Regions from separate parts of the Homo sapiens genome. Here region 1 is linked to region 2. A link is an interaction called in ENCODE POLR2A ChIA-PET data of the cell type or tissue named here. Cell type or tissue: GM12878. All regions are shown on one strand. Links, peaks and the distances in the headings refer to the core of each region. The heading gives the core; the rest is flanking DNA. Region 1 overlaps LOC107987037 (a long non-coding RNA gene). Region 2 overlaps NEK6 (NIMA related kinase 6).

Region 1 (8,439 bases), core at 344-8,343, 230 kb after region 2:
AGTTCAGCTTTCCCAGCATCTTCACCAACTTAATAGTGTCAAACCTTCCAACTTGTGTGAATCTGAGGGGTATAAAATGGAATCTCTTTGTCGTTTTGTGGGGATTTTTTGTTTGTTTTTTTGAGACAGGGTGTCACTCTATTATCTGGGCTAGAGTGCAGTGGCACGGTCTCGGCTCAGTACAGCCTAAACCTCCTGGGCTCAAGTGATCCTCCCACCTCAGACTCCCAAGCAGCTGAAACTACAGGCATCCACCACCATGTCTGGTTAAAATTTAAAATTTTTTTTTTAATTTTTTTGGAGACAGGGTCTCACTATGTTGCCCAGGCTGGTCTCAAACTCCTGGGCTCAAGTGGTCCTTCCACTTCGGCCTCCCAAAGTGTTGGGCCACCTCGCCTGGCCTCTCTTTGTTGTTTAATCATCAACAAAGAGAGGTTAAGCATCTTTGATTCTTATGCTTATTCACTCTCCCTGTTTCCTTTTTTGTGTTCAGGTCTTCTGCCCATTTTTCTATTGGGTTGTTTGTCTTTTTCTTATCGATTTATAGGCGTTCTTTGTATCTTTTGGATGTTAACCCTATATCTGTAATATATGCTGCAAATGCCTTCCCACAGACTATTGTTGGAATTTTAACTTTGCAGGTAGTTTATCTGTTATACAGAAATATTTGATGCGGCTGAGCTTAAACTTCATATTTTCCTTTATGACGCCTAGCTTTTGTGACTTAAGGGCTCCTTCCCTATCCCAAGACATAGGGAAATTTTCCAACTTTTCTTCTGTAAGCTGTTTTTCACATTTAGGTCATTAATTCATCTCAAGTTTATTTTTGTGTGTGATGTGAGACAGGATCTAAGGTTAATTTTTACATAGGGATAGCTACTTTTCTAAACCCCATTTTTGAATAGTCCATGCTTCCCCTCCACAGATTTGTAATGCCTTTTGATCATACACCAAGGTCCCATATAACTTGGATCAATTTCTGGGTTCCCTTTTCTGTTCCATTATTTGTCTATCGCTGTGTTAACAACCAGGATGTGTTTATTATCAAAGCTTTATCATAAATTAGAACATTGGCTGGGCGTGGTGGTTCATGCCTGTAATCCCCAGCACTTTGGGAGGCTGAGGCGGGTAGATCACCTGAGGTCAGGAGTTCGCAACCAGCCTGGCCAACATGATGAAACCCCCCTCTCTACTAAAAATACAAAAAATTAGCTGGTCTTGGTGGCAGGTGCCTGTAATCCCAGCTACCTGGGAGGCCGAGGCATGAGAATCGCTTGAACCCAGGAGGCGGAGGTTGCAGTGAGCCGGGATCGTGCCATTACACTCCAGCCTGGGCAACAAGAGTGAAAATCTGTCTCAATAAATAAATAAATAAATAACTAAGGATATTGGTTTGGGCAAGACCCCTACCTCATTCTATCTCAGATTGGCCTTCACTATTCTTGCCCTTTTATCCTTCTGTGTTAATTTTAGAATCAGCTTAACAAGTTTGATGACAAATCTTATTGGAATTTTAGTTAATTGCACTGATTTTATGAATCAATCGGGAAAAATTAAAGTACATTTGATGATATTGAGTCTTGTTTTCCATGAATATGATACATACCTTCATTTATTCTTGAGTGTGTGTGTTCTTCAATAATACTTTGTATTTTATCCATAGAGTTGTTACACACATTTTGTTAGTTGATTACTGGGCCCTTACACTTTTCATATCATCTTTCTTTCTGTTACATTTACATTTTCTTTTCTTTTTTTGAGACGGAGTCTTGCTCAGTCGCCCAGGCTGGAGTGCAGTGGCTTGATCTCGGCTCACTGCAACCTCCGCCTCCCAGGCTCACGCCATTCTCTTACCTCAGCCTCCCGAGTAGCTGGGACTACAGGCGCCGGCCACCATGCCTGGCTCCTTTTTTTTTTTTTTTTTTTGTATTTTAGTAGAGACGAGGTTTCACCATGTTAGCCAGGATGGTCTCGATCTCCTGACCTCGTGATCCACCCGCCTCTGCCTCCCAAAGTGCTGGGATTACAGCTGTGAGCCACCGCCCCCAGCTACATTTTCTAATTGGTCATTGCTTGTAGCACACTGTGGATTTTCTAGGTTGATTTCATATCCAGCAACCCTAATTTCTTCACTTTATAGTTCCAGACAGAAGGAGAGGGAGTTTTGAATTTGATGAGTTTGCAGCGTCCCAAGGCAGAATGCAGTGTAGACAAGGGATTTAGAGCATGGACGTTGCCATCTGACAGGTAAACCTGGGTTTGAATCCTGGATCTACCACTTACTAGGTGGATAAGTTACTTAACCTCTCTGAATTAATAAGCATTCCCACCCCCAGGCTATTGTGAGGAGTCAGGGAGACAAAATGCATTCTAGTGCCTAGCATGGTGCATCACACAAAGAAAGTTTAATTGATGCTTGTTCCTGTAATTGCTACTAACTGGCTTCTCCTGCATAGCTGGGGAGATCATTATCCATAGTAAAAGAAATCAATGCCTACTTCTACTCATCATTAAGAAGCTATCTGGAGTTGCCAGTAATCAGCAGCTTGATCATGAATTAACACCCATATTGTCTGCCCATTTGGAGCTCACGTTTAAAACCCATTTGTTTTCTTTGTCTATGCCATTTTAATATACACGGCCTCACAATCAACAAATAAATAGCCTGTCATCAGCCATCGATTTGAGAAACCCTGGAAGACCCCTGCCCATCTATTTGGCCCACTCCCCCTATATCCTGAGCCACCAAGTCAGATCAAACCAAACATACCCTTCAAGTAATTCCTCCAGCTATTTGCTCATGATGTGGAACCAGACAAATGGGCAGACAGAAACTTAACTGTATTTATATTGTCAGTAGATTCACTACACCTTCTAGTGTGTTCTAATCACCTGTTTTCACAGGGCCCAAATCCAATATCTCTGAAGCCCAGTATCCAGAAGAGAACTTGACGGTGGGTGAGGTTGAGAAGGGAGAATGGGAAGGCAGGAGGAATGAATCTGGGCTTTCTAAACCACAGCCAATGGAGGACCAGAGAGAACACTGTAGAAGGATTCTGAGCTGGGCACAGTGGCTCACGCCTGTAATCCCTGCACCTTGGGAGGCCGAGGCAGGCGGATCACCTGAGGTCGGGAGTTCGAGACCAGCCTGGCCAACACGGCAAAACCCCGTCTCTACTAAAAATACAAAAATTAGCTAGGCGTGGTGGCAGTTGCCTGTAATCCCAGCTACTTGGGAGGCTGAGGCAGGGAGAATTACTCGAACCTGTGAGGCGGAGGTTACAGTGAGCCAAGATCACGCCATTGCACTCCAGCCTGGGTGACAGAGCGAGACTCCGTCTCAAAAAAATAAATTAATTAAATAAATAAAAGAATTCTGAAGGCTCACATAATGTTTCAAGCCATGACTAAAGCTCATGCATTTTGTTCATAGAAACTGTCCCTGCCCAAAGCTCCGCCTCCCAGGACTGCCTCCCCAAGGGCCAGAGTAATTGCAACAATAGGATCTGGCTTACAGCAGGCCCTCGGTAAATATTGCTGAAAGCCCACTGCATGCCAACCACTACGAGAAGCCCTTTCTAGACATTAGCGCATTGACTTATCCCAACAAACCACAAAGAGGGTGGACATCCCTACAAGGAAACCACAGCAAAGAAGGGCCAGGGCCAAGATAAGGACTCAGAACCATTCTGTGGTTATTGGTTTAGTTTTTGGGGTTTGTTTTTCCCCCAGATGAATGAATGCTACTGTAGACTGATAAGCATTACTCTAGTTTCAGTGAGTAACTTCACTGGCCCTCTGAGCACTGCCGCTGGGTGGCTGAGTCATTTAAACACACTGCTGAGTGTTTTCACCAGACTGAGAAGTATTTGATTGGGCTGCTAAGTGCTTCTGCTCAGCTGCTAGGCATGGGGGCAAGCCCTGAGCTCATTGGGGGTGATTGGATCACCCGGCTGTGCTCAGGACCCTGGCACTGGTATTTCCCTTGGGGAACCCCACTGGCAGAACAACAGCTTCCCAAACTCTGGGCAGCAGCTGCTCCGGCTTCATGAAAAAAACTGAGCCTGGCTCCCCTTGTCTCCCCCCAGCTCCCAGAGAGCCTGAGGCACAGCTGGGGCAAGGCTGGGGGTGGGAGGAGGCCTCTGGGGCCCTGATCCACAGGGTTCACCCTGGCAGAAGCTTTGGGGCTCAGGGACCATCCCCCCATCCTTAAAACCTTCCAGAGTCGGTATTGCCACAGACCGTAATGTAGGGGCTGAAAGAGGAGGCTCCCAAGCAGATGCCCAAAGACATCAGAGGCTCAGAAGCCACTGAGTCCACCATGCACTAGCCCATTGCACAGGTGGTGAGAGTGAGGTCCCCAGTCAGACTCTTTATAGGAGCACCTATCAGATCTGCCCCTTATGATAGCATCCTGGCAGACCTTACCCTCCCTTCCCTGGGAGGGGCCTGAAAGGGCCCAGGTATAGCCCATTCCCTCCCTGCTCCATGCCCAACTTGACCTTCCCCTCAGGAATCCAAGCCACACACTCCAGAAGCTGCCACTGGGGCCCCAGAGAACTCTGGGCTCACCTCCCAAACAACTTTTTGTATGTACTCCTTTTAAAGTTATAAAAAATCTCTCGTTGATTTTTCCAAGTTTCTCTTATAACAAAAGTACTAAGTACAGGCTTTGTTAAATATACACCTCAGCTATGACCCAGCAATTCCACTCCTGGGTATACACCCAAGATGTGAGTGCCACCAAAAGGCCTGACACACATGTTCATAGCAGACTTGTTCATAATGGCCCAAACTGGCAAACTGGAAACAACCCAAATGCCCATCAATAGGAGACCGGATCAATGTTTCGTGACACATTTCTACAATGGAGAACTACACAGCAGTAAAAAAGGAACAAACCACTGATACGTGCAACACCATGGGTGAATCACACCATTATAATGATGCTATCTTTCTGCTCCTTAGCTCAGCTAGGTCCAGGGTCTTGTCTCATGACCAGGAAGAATTAAGCATGCAGACACCAGAGAGTGAGTGGGGTAGAATTTATTAAGTGAAAGGAAAGCTCTCAGCAAAAAGAGGTGACATGAGGGATGGTTCTCCTACCCGAAGGTGGAAAAGTACCCAGTATGGCTGAGCCCAGGGCTTTTTATGGGATCATAACAGGGAATGCATGCTGACTGGTTTTTGAGTATGCAAAAAAGGTTAAAGCAAAGACACCACTCAAAGGTGGGCATGACATTGTAGAAAACCAATTAGGAAAGGGTAGGTAAAATAGGTGAAGGATTAGGATCAATCAGAGGAAAGCATGCCAAATGGAAGGTGGGTTTTCAATCCGGTCTGAGGATTTACCCAGGACTGTCTGTGGCTGGAAGGTCAGGTGTCACTGGAGACCCACCCCTATCTGCCTAGGCATTTGGCTGCCTCCTGTCACTATCAATAACACGAAGTCAAAACTCCAGGCACAAAAGAGCATTTTACTGTATTATTCCATGTCCACGAAGTTCAAGAACAGGCAAAACTATTTCAAGATGATAAAAGACAGGACCATAGTTACCTCTGAGGGCAGATATAGACCAGGAAAAGGTAAAAAGGGACTTCCTGGGGCACTGGAAATGTCTATACTTTGATGTGGGTGTGATTACATGGGTGTACATACACATGTAAAAAATCATCAAACTATACACTCATAAGTACACTTTGCTGTATGCATGTTATATGCCACTTTCAAACATAATTTTGTAAAGTATATATCAGCCAAAACAAAACAAAACGAAATACAAGCTCGCTGTTAGTCAACAAGTACAGAGGCCTTTAAATAAATTCCAGCTCTCCCCACCCCGAACACCAGCCATTTCTCTCTCTTATTCCTGTGTGTCTATCCCCAGCTGCAACCTGGAGAAACTTCAGGCCCTGAGGAGACACCCTGCTGGGGACCTGCTCCCCCCATCAGCCCTCCCCTGCAAGACTTGCCTATCCTGCTGCTGTGACCCCGCCAGGAGAGTTCCAGGGCCTGTGCCGGGGGCTCTGCTGAGCTTAAAGTCCACTCCGGGTCCTGGGAGATGGACCAGGTGGGTTTTCCTGCCTGGAAGTGGCATCACTCAATTGATGGAGGTGGGTGACTCAAGCTCCTGCTCCCCCGCCCACCCCATCTCCTCATTCACCCCTCTGAGTCCCACTTTTCTGTCCCCCTTTCCTGGGTGGTTTCCTCAGGAGGGCTATTAGGAGGAGGAGCTCCTGGGCTTGGCAGGAGGTTCACGTGACACACGTTGTCAATTCTGCCCATTTACACACCTCCTAGGCCATCCAGAGGAGCATTCAGCCATCAAACAGTGAGCAACTGGGCCTTCAGCCTGTCTCAGTCCTTTCCAGGAACCCTCCAGCTTGGGACAAAGCAGAACCATTCTGGGAGCCCACACCCCAAGTTAAGATCACCCAAGAATCCCAAAGAGATGAGGGGAAAATATGAAAGTGAAAGTGTCCCCTGTCCTGTTTTTATACCTCGCATGACAGGGAGCTCACTCTCTGCTAGGGCTGCCTCCCCGCTCCCTAGTTAGTCCTGACCATGAGAATCCTTTGCTCACACAGAGAGGAAATCCAGAGCTTATGGCTGCACCTCTCGCGTGACCACCTCAGCCAGGTTTGGCCAGGGCTTTTCTGACTTTAGCACTAGAAAGTCCAGTATTCCAGGAAAACCCTCAGTCCTGAGCCAACCAGATCAGGTAGTTCCATTATCCCACCCCTGCACCCACACCTAGCTCCACCCTCTGGGTCACTTAAGAAACATCACCTCGGCCGGGAGCGGTGGCTCACGCCTGTAATCCCAGTGCTTTGGGACGCCGATGCAGGTGGATCACCTGAGGTCAAGAGTTCGAGACCAGCCTGGCAAACATGGTGAAACCCCATCTCTACTAAAATACAAAAATAACCCGGGCATGGTGGCGTGTGCCTGTAGTCCCAGCTACTCAGGAAGGTAAGGCAGGAGAATAGCTTGAACCAGGGAGGCGGAGGCTGCAGTGAGCCGAGATCGCACCACCATCCTCCAGCCTGGCAACAAAACAAGACTCTGTCTAAAAAAAAAAAAAAATCATCATCTCGTCAGGGTTTCGTACACAGCAGAGCAGCTCCCTCGCTGCAATCTATTGAAAGTCAGCCCTTGACACAAGGGTTTGTATTTACCAAAAAAAGAAAAAACATAAAGGAATCACCATCTCAGGGCTCCTCTCCATGGCACTTGGACAGGTGCCATGTCCAAGCCTAGCACCACTTCACTCTCCCAGGCCTCACTGTGTACCATTTGTTCATTCATACATTTACTGTATTTATTTGTTCATTCATACATGTACTGTATTAATGGCTATAAAAGCTAACATTTATAGCCATTCAGAATGGCCTAGAGACTTAAAGTCTCAGCCCTGGAGTCAAACCAACCTGGATTCACTTCCTGGCTGTGTGACCTTGCATATGTTACTTAACCTCTCTGAGATTTCACTTGCTCATCTCAAGTTGGAAACAATACACCTCTACCTCATGGGGGTGTTGTATTAAATGAGACAGTGAGTGGGAAGTGCTTACCCTGGGGCCTGGCACTTACTGAGTACTTGGTAAATGTTAGCTTTTATTTAGTATTCATTCATCCAAAACCACATTGATCATGTATTTACTCTATCGGGGCCCTAGTCCAAGCACACAGAAGTAACCCAGACGTGTCACCCCCATGCCCACACACACACACCAGGATGCTCACAGGCTGGTGTGGAGAGCGGAGGTGAACGCAGGCAATTATATATATATCATCATGAGAAGGGCTTGGAGGAGACAAGGTCAAGGGCAGAACTGCCTGGGAAGCTTCCCAGAGTAGATGCTATTTATCTGGGCCTTGCCTGAGAGAAGCTTGGGGGAAGGGTATTCCATGAAGAGGGACTAGCAAGGGGCAATGGCTAGAATGCCTTATACAACATGGCGCACTCAGGAGGTGAGTGACTAACTCAGTACTGCAGGGTCTGGGTTGCACGTAGAGGAGGCCAGAGAAGGAGATGGCCTAGAAAGTTTAGAAAGAGCTTTTCTTTCTTAATAAAATAGGAAAATGTTTAAACACGATAAAATACTGATTTCAACCCAAAAGCCAGCATCATGCTTAAAGACGAAACACTGAAAGCATTCCCATTATGATCAAGAGTAAGAAAGTGTGTCTGTATTTTTTGTTTTGTTTTGTGGTTGGTTTGTTTGTCTGAGACGGAGTCTCGCTGTCATCGGCCTGAGCTGGAGTGCAATGGCGCGATCTTGGCTCACTGCAAACTCCGCCTCTCGGGTTCCAGCAATTCTCCTGCCTCAGCTTCCCGAGTAGCTGGGATTGCAGGCGCCCACCATCACAACCGGCTAATTTTTGTATTTTTTAGTAGAGATGGGGTTTCACCATGTTGGCCAGGCTGGCCTTGA
Region 2 (8,439 bases), core at 385-8,384:
AGGGACAAGGGTAGTATCTACTGCCCGGGGTGCTGGTGGGTTACATGACATTGCACGAGTTGAAAGAGCTTAGGGCCAGGCGGGGCACAAGGCAGATACCCCATCAGTGGGGTTGTTATTTGATTGTTATTGCATCTTTATTCGGGCCCTGCATTCTCCAAAACGAGGGTGCGGATCCAGGATCAGAGGATGAGGAGTGTTCGTCTTCCCTTCGGGACCCTGCAATGACTCAGACACAGTTCCTGTTCTTACAGGTCCCCAGGAGCAGGCCCTGGAACTGCTACCCACAAGCTAAAAAGAGCACGAAGCTGCTCAGGAAAAGGACCCATGGCTGCTGCTTCTGGCGGGGCCAGGTCACGGGGAGCTTTGGACAACAGGTAGAAAACCTGAGGTGGCCCAGAAGGACCAGCAGGGTTTGGACTAAAGGGGAGGGGGATTCCCAGTAGAGGACACCGTGGGATCAAGGGCACAGAGGCCAGACAGACCCCCCGCCACCCAGTCTGTGAGAGGAATCTGGGCTCTGCAGGCCAGCCCCAGCCCCTGGTCCCCAAGAGGGGCTCTCCGTGGCCAGCACCTGCTTCCTTTTTCAGAACGAGCCACTTCTGCCCTGGGCAAACCACCCCTGTGCCCCATCTGCAGCTCATCGCCACTGGGACTGACACAGGCATACAGCAGCTGAGGCCCTGGAGGACGCGTGAGTGAGATCCTGGCACCGAGGCTCCGCCACCTGACACACACCTTCCCACCAGCCGGCCCCAACTGTCGGGCACATGCCAGGTGCCAGCACCCTTGGGGGCGGAGGCTGGGCCCAGGCCAGCCATCCACAGGCCCTGGGGGCCGGACTCCCAGTCAGGACCTGGTGCGTGTGGCACCCCTTGAGGAGGTGGCCACAGATCCATGTCCCCTACAACCCTGCTAGTGGGCGTTACCAGCCTCATTTCACAGAGAAGGCTCCAGATAGGCCAGGCCAGGGCCTCCTGAGAGTCACCGTGAGCCCCCAGCATCATCTCCACGTGGCTGTGCACACCTCAGTGCATCCAGGTGGCGGCGTCTTCTTTGCCCAGTCCTACCACCCGTACGGTGTGACGGGGCTGGCGCGTAATCACAGCATCTGGGGCCACACCATGGCAACCCCTGCACCTTCCTGTGTCGCTCTCCTTACCAGGATCCTCACTGAACCCTGGAGTTGGGCTTAGGAAGTATGTGGCCATTTTTAGCTCCGCAGGAGTGGCTTGTGCTCTGAGCTGTGCTGTGTGTGGTCTGGTGGCCCAGGACTCATACAGGCCAGACTCCCATAGGGCTGCATGGTCTTGGGAAAGTCACAGGCTATCTTTGGGCCTCAGTTTCCCCACCTGCAACATGAGTGGGTTGGACTCCACAGTCTAGAAGCGCCCTTCTTGTGCAGATGCTTCTTATACGGCTGACAAAGGATCTGTGATTCACTGGGTTGCTCTGGAATTAAACTGGGGATCCTGTATTTAATCACGTGCTCATTTCTGGGCACTAGAAAACCAGATCTTTTCGGTCTGGAATTGCTAAGGGAATTTGTTCTTGGACCCTGGATCACTTCTGAGCCCTCCAGCCCCTGCACACTGCCTTCCTCATGCATAGTAGCCATAGTGACGTGGGGCTGTGGCTTGGATGCCTCCTGGGCTCCCCAACACACAGCCATGGAGGTGTGTATATGGAGGCATGCATCCAGGGCACCCCATCAGTGTCGGGTGCTGGGCCAGATCCTTCAGGGATAGTGCCAGCCTGTGTGCTCACAAAACAACCCTGGAAGGCAGACAGTGTATCCATTTGACAGATGAGGAAACTGAGACTCAGGGAGTCCTAGCTGCAGAGGCAGAGCTTGGATGGGAATGCAGGCCTGAGTCCTGACCTGGACATCCTCAGCAGTGTGTCCAGAGCACCCTCCCCTCAGCGAAGGAGCAGATGGAGTGTGTGTGTGTGTGTGTGTGTGTGTGTGTGTGTGTGTGTGTGTGTGTGTGGCGGGGGGGGGCGGGGGGGGTGTCCAATCAAAGTCTTAACTAGGTCAGGCGTGGTGGCTCACACCTGTAATCCTAGCACTTTGGAAGGCTGAGATGGAAGGATCACTTAAGCCCAGGAGTTCAAGGCTGTGGAGAGCTAGTATTGTGCCACTGCATTCCACCTGGGTGAAAGAGCAAGACCCTCTTTCTAAAAAAACAAAAAACGAAACACCAACCAAAAAACCCCAATGTACTTAACTGCGTTGCTGAATCACAGAAGGGGCCGTTAATTTCAACGTGGGGCAATGAAGGGGGCTGCAGGGAGGCAGTGTCCTGGATCTGAGAAGAGCAGGCCAGGCTGTGGGGAGGTGGAGAGGCAGCAAGCTCAGGGGTCTGAGAGCCCCGAGTACAAATTCGGTGCTGCCTCCATCCGCCCATGTGAGCCTGGGCCAGTCCCAGGGTCATCCCTTTGCAGTTCCCTCTTTTATAAACTAGTAGCCACAGTAGGACCCATCTTGTAGGGCTGCCGTGAGGACCAAGTGAGGTACTTTACATGCAGGTAAAATACCAGCCCAGGATTATCAGGGCCCGGGTATGCAGAAGAGCTTAATAAATGTGGGTACTGGGCCGAGCAGGGTGGCTCACGCCTGTAATCCCAGAACTTTGGGAGGCCGAGGTGAGTGGATCACTTGAGGTCAAGAGTTCGAGACCAGCCTGGCCAACATGGCAAAACCCCATTTTTACTAAAAATACAAAAAATTAGCTGGGTGTGGGGGCGGGTACCTGTAATCCCAGCTGCTCAGGAGGCTGAGCACTGAATCACTTGATTCAGGAGAATCACTTGAACCCAGGAGGCAGAGGTTGCAGTGAATTGAGGTCGCGCCACTGCACTCCAGCCTGGGTGATGGAGTGAGACTCTGTCTCAATCAATCAATCAATCAATGTGGGTACTGCCACTGTTATGATTCCTGTTATCATAAACAACCAGCCCTCACGCAACAGCGATATCCCTGCAACAAGTATTTCCAGAAACCCACTTTCCAGGGAACCCCAGCCTTATGGACACCAGGCCTTTGGGCCTGTGGACCTGGAAGGAGGTGTCCAGGGCCTCTGGGGATCCGCCTTTTGGGAGGGCGAGAGAGGCTGCACAGCTCCTGCTGCATCCTCCCAGGAGCTGGGAAGTGATGGCAAAGCATTTTACAAAGTTACCAGGACAATGAAACTGAGCTGGCCCCCTCCCCCACTGTCTCCATAAAATAAATCTTGGCCCGTGGCTGGTGAGAGACCCTATATATTTACATGACGATTGTGCCTCATGATCACAGGGCTCATGGTTCCAGAGGGTGAAATGACACATTTCTTCTGGGCGGTTTTTTTTTCTTTTTTGAGACAGTGTCACTCTGTCACCTAGGCTGGAGTGCAATGGTGCAATCTTGGCTCACTGTAACCTCCACCTCCCAGGTTCAAGAGATTCTCCTGCCTCACCCTCCCAAGTATCCAGGGTTATACCTGCATGCCACTACACCCAGCAAATCTTTCTATTTTTAGTAAAGATGGGGTTTCACCATGTTGGCCAGGCTAGTTTCAAACTCCTGACCTCAGGTGATCCACCCACCTCAGCCTCCCAAAGTGTTGGGATTACAGGCATGAGCCACCGCATCTGGCCTGGTCAGTTCTTGATGGTCTACAGAGTGACTTTTGTCCACACTATCATAGGGAGCCGCATGACAACCTTGAAAGGTGGGAAGAGTGGGAATGATGTTCATTTTTGAGATGAGGAGATGGGGGCTCAGGAGTGGCCACGACTTGCCCAAGGCCCCTTACCAGCGGGTAGCAAGGTGGGGCTCGGCCCCGTGTCTGCCTACGTCGTGCTCCAGGCCCACCTTGGCACCCATCTCTGAATTCCCAGGCCCAACCAGGCTGGCCCCTGCTGGTGCCAGGGTAACCTGAAAGTGAGCCTACACAAAGGACAGGAGGACCTGGGGGCCCCAATCCTGGGTTCGAGTCTTGTCTCCATGACCTCCTGGCCCCTAGGTCTTTCCCCTAGGGATCCCCATCACTAGGCCAAGAGGGCTGCACCCTGTACGCTCCTGACCCTGATGTCCCAGGGTCTGTCCCCAGGCTTCCCGGTGTGGCCAGCTGTCCCTCTGTCCCCCGCAGCCAGGGGGGCATATCACAGCCGGGGGGCAGCAGGTGGACATATCAACACCTGCTGTGCCCCAGCTGGATCCCAGGTGAGCCAGGGCCTTTCGGGCAGGAAGGAAGAGGGGAGTGAAGTAGGATAGGGCTTGTGTACCTCATCTCACCCTGCCAGGCAGGGCTCATGCACCCATTTCACAGATAAGGAACTAAAGCTCAGAGAGGGGAAGTCCCTACTCATGTCAGCAGCTTCGGAGACAGACTCACACCCTAGGCTGGCAGCCTCTGGAGCTCATGGCTGGGGCGCCCAGCAGAAATCAGAAGGTGACCAGGCCCCTCAGGTCTAATGCCCTGGGGCCTGCAGATGGGACACAACTGGCCCCCGGGCCTCAGCCCCGAGTGGCTCAGGAGCCCAGGAGCACTGCAAGGAAACAGGAGAGCGAGAAAAGTGCAGGCCAGGCTGATGACTCAAATCACCTTTGACACGAGGAGGTGGGCAGAAGCACGCAGCATCTCTGGTGGGTTTCGCCTCGCTTCTTAGAAGGATGCGTCACCAGATTTTGTTTAATCAGCACTCACCCGACCTTCGTCCAGGGTGGCACTTCTTGGCTGGCTTGTCTCTGTGGCAATCACAGACTGGCAGGTGGGGCCACCTCCCTGTCAACAGAGGACACCTTCTCATTTCACAGCCGGGGAACCTGAGGCTGGGGGATTGGTTCCGGGACACACAGCAGGGACTCAAGTCTTCCAACTCCTTTGTCAAGAGGTTAATTTTTCTATTTGTGGAGAAGGGAAAGGAGGATCCTATAGAGCTTTAAAAGAAAGAGAGGGGAAAAAAAGAACTAACAGCTGAATAGAATTGCAACAAGGCCCCCAGCCAGCCCGAAGAGGTTTCAGACATTCTGTGCAGTCGGAATTCTTGTGGGCTGAAGGGTCACGCGATTTCCTCTGCAAAAGGCAGTGTTTAAAAAGTCTGACTGCGGGGGAGGGCAGGGAGGGGGGAACCGTTCACGAGACTAGGAGTCATGAGTTTCAGCCTTGGCTGCCCCAATGACTTGCTGAGTGACCACAGCGAAGTCCCTTGCCCTCTCTGGGCCTCAGTTTATCTGTATTTATTTAGTATGTACCCAGCATCGTTCTATGCACTTGAGTGATGTTAACTTACTTTAATCCTCATAACAGCCTTGTGAGACAGGTAAATTATTATCTCCGTTTTACAGAAGGGGAAAACTGAGGCTTACAGTATGCTGCCCAATAGAGGTGGGAAAACTGGGATCTGAACCCCGGTTGTGTGGCTCCAGAACCCACACTCCTAACTGCTGGTGGCCCGGCCCTCCTGCCTGCGGCCGGCCCTGGCTGCTATCTCGTGTCCTTTCTGTCCTAACAGGCTTTGCATCTGCGGCTTGGACACAGTGGAGCCAGCGGGCCTGTGTTTGGAGATCCTGAACCATCCTCCTCAATCTCGGCTGTTGCTCGGATCTGCTGCCTCTTCCATGAACTCTGATTTCTTCAGTTCACTCAGTAGCCTTCAGAAACTATAGCCTGGGAGACTCTCGGGAGGCTCCCTGGGTCATGGTGGCCATCGACCCAGCTCTTTGAGCCTTGCTGAGAGCCTCAAGTCCAAGCAGGAACAGACGAACCCACTCTGATGTCCGCTTGGAGTTTTACATGCAGGTCGGCCTCTGAGACTGCAGGAGGGGAGCCTGCCATTCAGGCATCCAAGAAAAGAGTGAGAAAAACATCTATTCATAGCCAAACAGAGCCTGCTCTGTGGAAACGGTGCTACCAACGCGACAAGCAGACCAGCTGTGTGAGGGCTTCCCGAAAAGTCTGACCTCAGAGCACCCGCATGGAGGGCTCAAAGGCTTGAGCGGTCACCAAGCCTGTAAAATATGCCTCGACGTTCAACCGTGCCGTGCCTGAGGGAATACGGTTCTGACCCAAAACCTGGGCTTGCCTTCCAAAACGAAATTCTTCAAACAACAGACATTTTTTGGCTTAAACAATCTGCTGATGTGTTTTCCTCTGCTCTCTAAAGTAAGGAATACTCACACTAACAGCCACAAAATCACGTGCCACTACTCCGTGGCACCTACTGCACCACGTATTTGGGTCCACTGGCTCACCCCATGAGGTGGGCATTCCTGCCTTCATTTTGCAGATAGGGAAACTGAGAGTCAGAGTGGTGTAAATTTGAAGACCTGGGAGACAGCAGAGGCAGGGGCTTGAACACTGGTGCCAGCCTGGAGTTGGGGATGAATCTCGGCAGATCCTGTGTCATTAAGGGAAGCTCCCACCAGACATGCAAGAGCAGAGAAAGTTCCACCAGGCGGTGCATGTGGTCTTGGACCCCAGACACACACATTCTTCCCTCCACAGGCGTCCGGAGAATTCCTGCAGGGGCAGGTGTGGAAGGACAGGGCCCAGCTGCAGTCAGAACAACTCCATAGAGACCGCCTCAGTCCTGCCTTTTTAAGACACTGGAACCCATTAACTGGGAATTTTGTGCTGAACGCCCAGAAAATCCCCGGAGCTTTGCTCATAGTTTTGGGTCAACATTGGATAATCATTAAACAAACGTGTGCGTGGTCGCTGCCACGCTCCCATTCCACTCCTGGGAGCAGGAAAGACCCGAGTCCGTTCACTTGAGGCCTCATGTTTCACCAGATCCCCAAGGACTCCATCAGTCCACATCCAGTATTTTATTTTATTTATTTACTTAGAGACGGAGTCTCGGTCTTCGCCCAGTATGGAGTGCAGTGGTGCCATCTTGGATCACTGCAACCTCCGCCTCCCTAGTTCAAGCAATTATCGTGTCTCAGCCTCCCAAGTAGCTGGGATTACAGACATGCACCACCACACCTGGCTAATTTTTGTATTTTTAGTAGAGACAGGGTTTCAACATGTTGGCCAGGCTGGTCTCGAATTCCCAACCTCAGGTGATCCTCCCGCCTCAGCCTCCCAAAGTGCTGGGATTATAGGCGAGAGCCACTGCGCCTGGCCCACATCTGGTATTTTAAAGATGGGGAAACCAAGCCACACAGCAGAGGCGTCACATGCCTCCAGACATTCCATTATTTGCTCACTCAATGGACACACAAGTGCTGGGCACCAAGCGTGTGCCAGGCAAGGGGGACCAATCTCCATCCTCAATGGGGCTCTCAGGCGTCCCTTAAACTACAACCAGGGTGCCCGCTGCTCTGCAAAGCAGGGTGTGGAAACACAAGAAAATGTGCGTGCAGTCTACCTGGGGCATGGGATTTTTCCTCGGAACGGGAAGCAGCTCTGAGTGGAGGAATAGGGGCAGGGCACTCCAGGCAGAGGGCATGGCACGTGCAAAGGCCTAAAGGTGAGGCAAGCCCTGTGCGAGTTGTGGGATAGAGGCCGAAATGACAGCAGTGGCATCAAGCCTGCAGAGGGGAGGTTCAGGAAGTAGGATCCACAGGGCACTGCCATGACCTGCACATGGCTGGTAAGGGGTGCAGAGCCAGGGCTGGCACCCAGCTCTCCAGGCTCCCTTCCAGGGCTCCCTGCACATGACCCTCCCTCCCGCGATACCAAGTCTAGGTGGGTTTTCCTCAATGCCAATCAATGCCTGAGATGCAGCTTAGCAGCCTCTGTCCTCCGTCCAGTGCTACACCCGTGCACTCAACTTCCCCACCCCTGCCCGGTCGTCTCAGCTAACTGTGTCCTAGGACGTGGGGAAGGAAATGCCTATAGATTCTCCTTCCCAAGAGGCCCCACTGAGGCTCCGTCGCAGGAGTGGCATGAAATTTACGTTCTGGGCTCCAAGATGCTCTCTCTCATTCAGTATTGACTGAGCACCTACTATGTGCCAGGCCCTGGGCTAGGCACGGGAAGGGTTTGCCTTGTCATCCCCAGCCTTCCTGAGAGGGTCAGGGCTGGAACTGTGCCTCCTACTTCACAGGAGAGAAGTGGGGCTCAGCAGGGCTCTGGGACTCCCTTGCTTGAGATCACTTGGCAGGGAGTTGTCAGGGCGGAAACGTCTGATCACAGGGCCTTTGCCAAAATAGATAAAGGCCTCTGGGGGAACAGGGGAGGCTGGATTCCCTCCTTCCTGCCCCACAGGCTGCCCTTTGTCCACAAAGCGGGGGAGGCTGTGCTGGTGGGCGCTGCCGGGAATGGCGGGCCCTGTCATTACTGGGAGGGGCCGCTCTCTAACCCAAAAGAGCAGAGCCAGGGCTGGCGGCCTATGCTGGGCGCTGAGACGTTCTCAGCCCTCAGTGGTCCTGGCTGGTGCCACCAAAGGACCAAACGCTGCAAGCCTGTTTTTAAAAAACATCGTGCTGAAGACCCAGATCTACTCAGC

Evidence for each region. Peaks named below come from ENCODE experiments on the same cell type or tissue, not always from the same donor. Only the 100,000 strongest peaks of a DNase experiment are listed, where the experiment ranks them.
Region 1: POLR2A ChIA-PET joins it to region 2 with 5 read pairs; 1 of 35 experiments calls an interaction of 5 or more read pairs at or near these places.

What each region holds. Positions count from the first base shown.
Region 1 is chr9:124,050,193-124,058,631 of GRCh38, reverse strand. All of the region lies in intron 1 of LOC107987037 (a long non-coding RNA gene), which reads right to left. Among named protein-coding and RNA genes, the nearest start is that of LHX2, 43 kb to the right of the region's middle. In GM12878, for the core only: a CTCF peak has its summit at 3,814; a DNase peak (open chromatin) is centred at 3,721.
Region 2 is chr9:124,282,740-124,291,178 of GRCh38, reverse strand. The region is part of intron 1 of NEK6 (NIMA related kinase 6); the gene reads right to left. Among named protein-coding and RNA genes, the nearest start is that of NEK6, 29 kb to the right of the region's middle. RefSeq lists enhancers at 4,292-4,671, 5,172-5,241, 4,210-5,409 and silencers at 5,498-5,672, 8,115-8,409. In GM12878, for the core only: no CTCF peak of the experiment used is centred there; DNase peaks (open chromatin) are centred at 4,658 and 4,838; H3K4me3 peaks cover 3,153 bases; H3K27ac peaks cover 5,932 bases.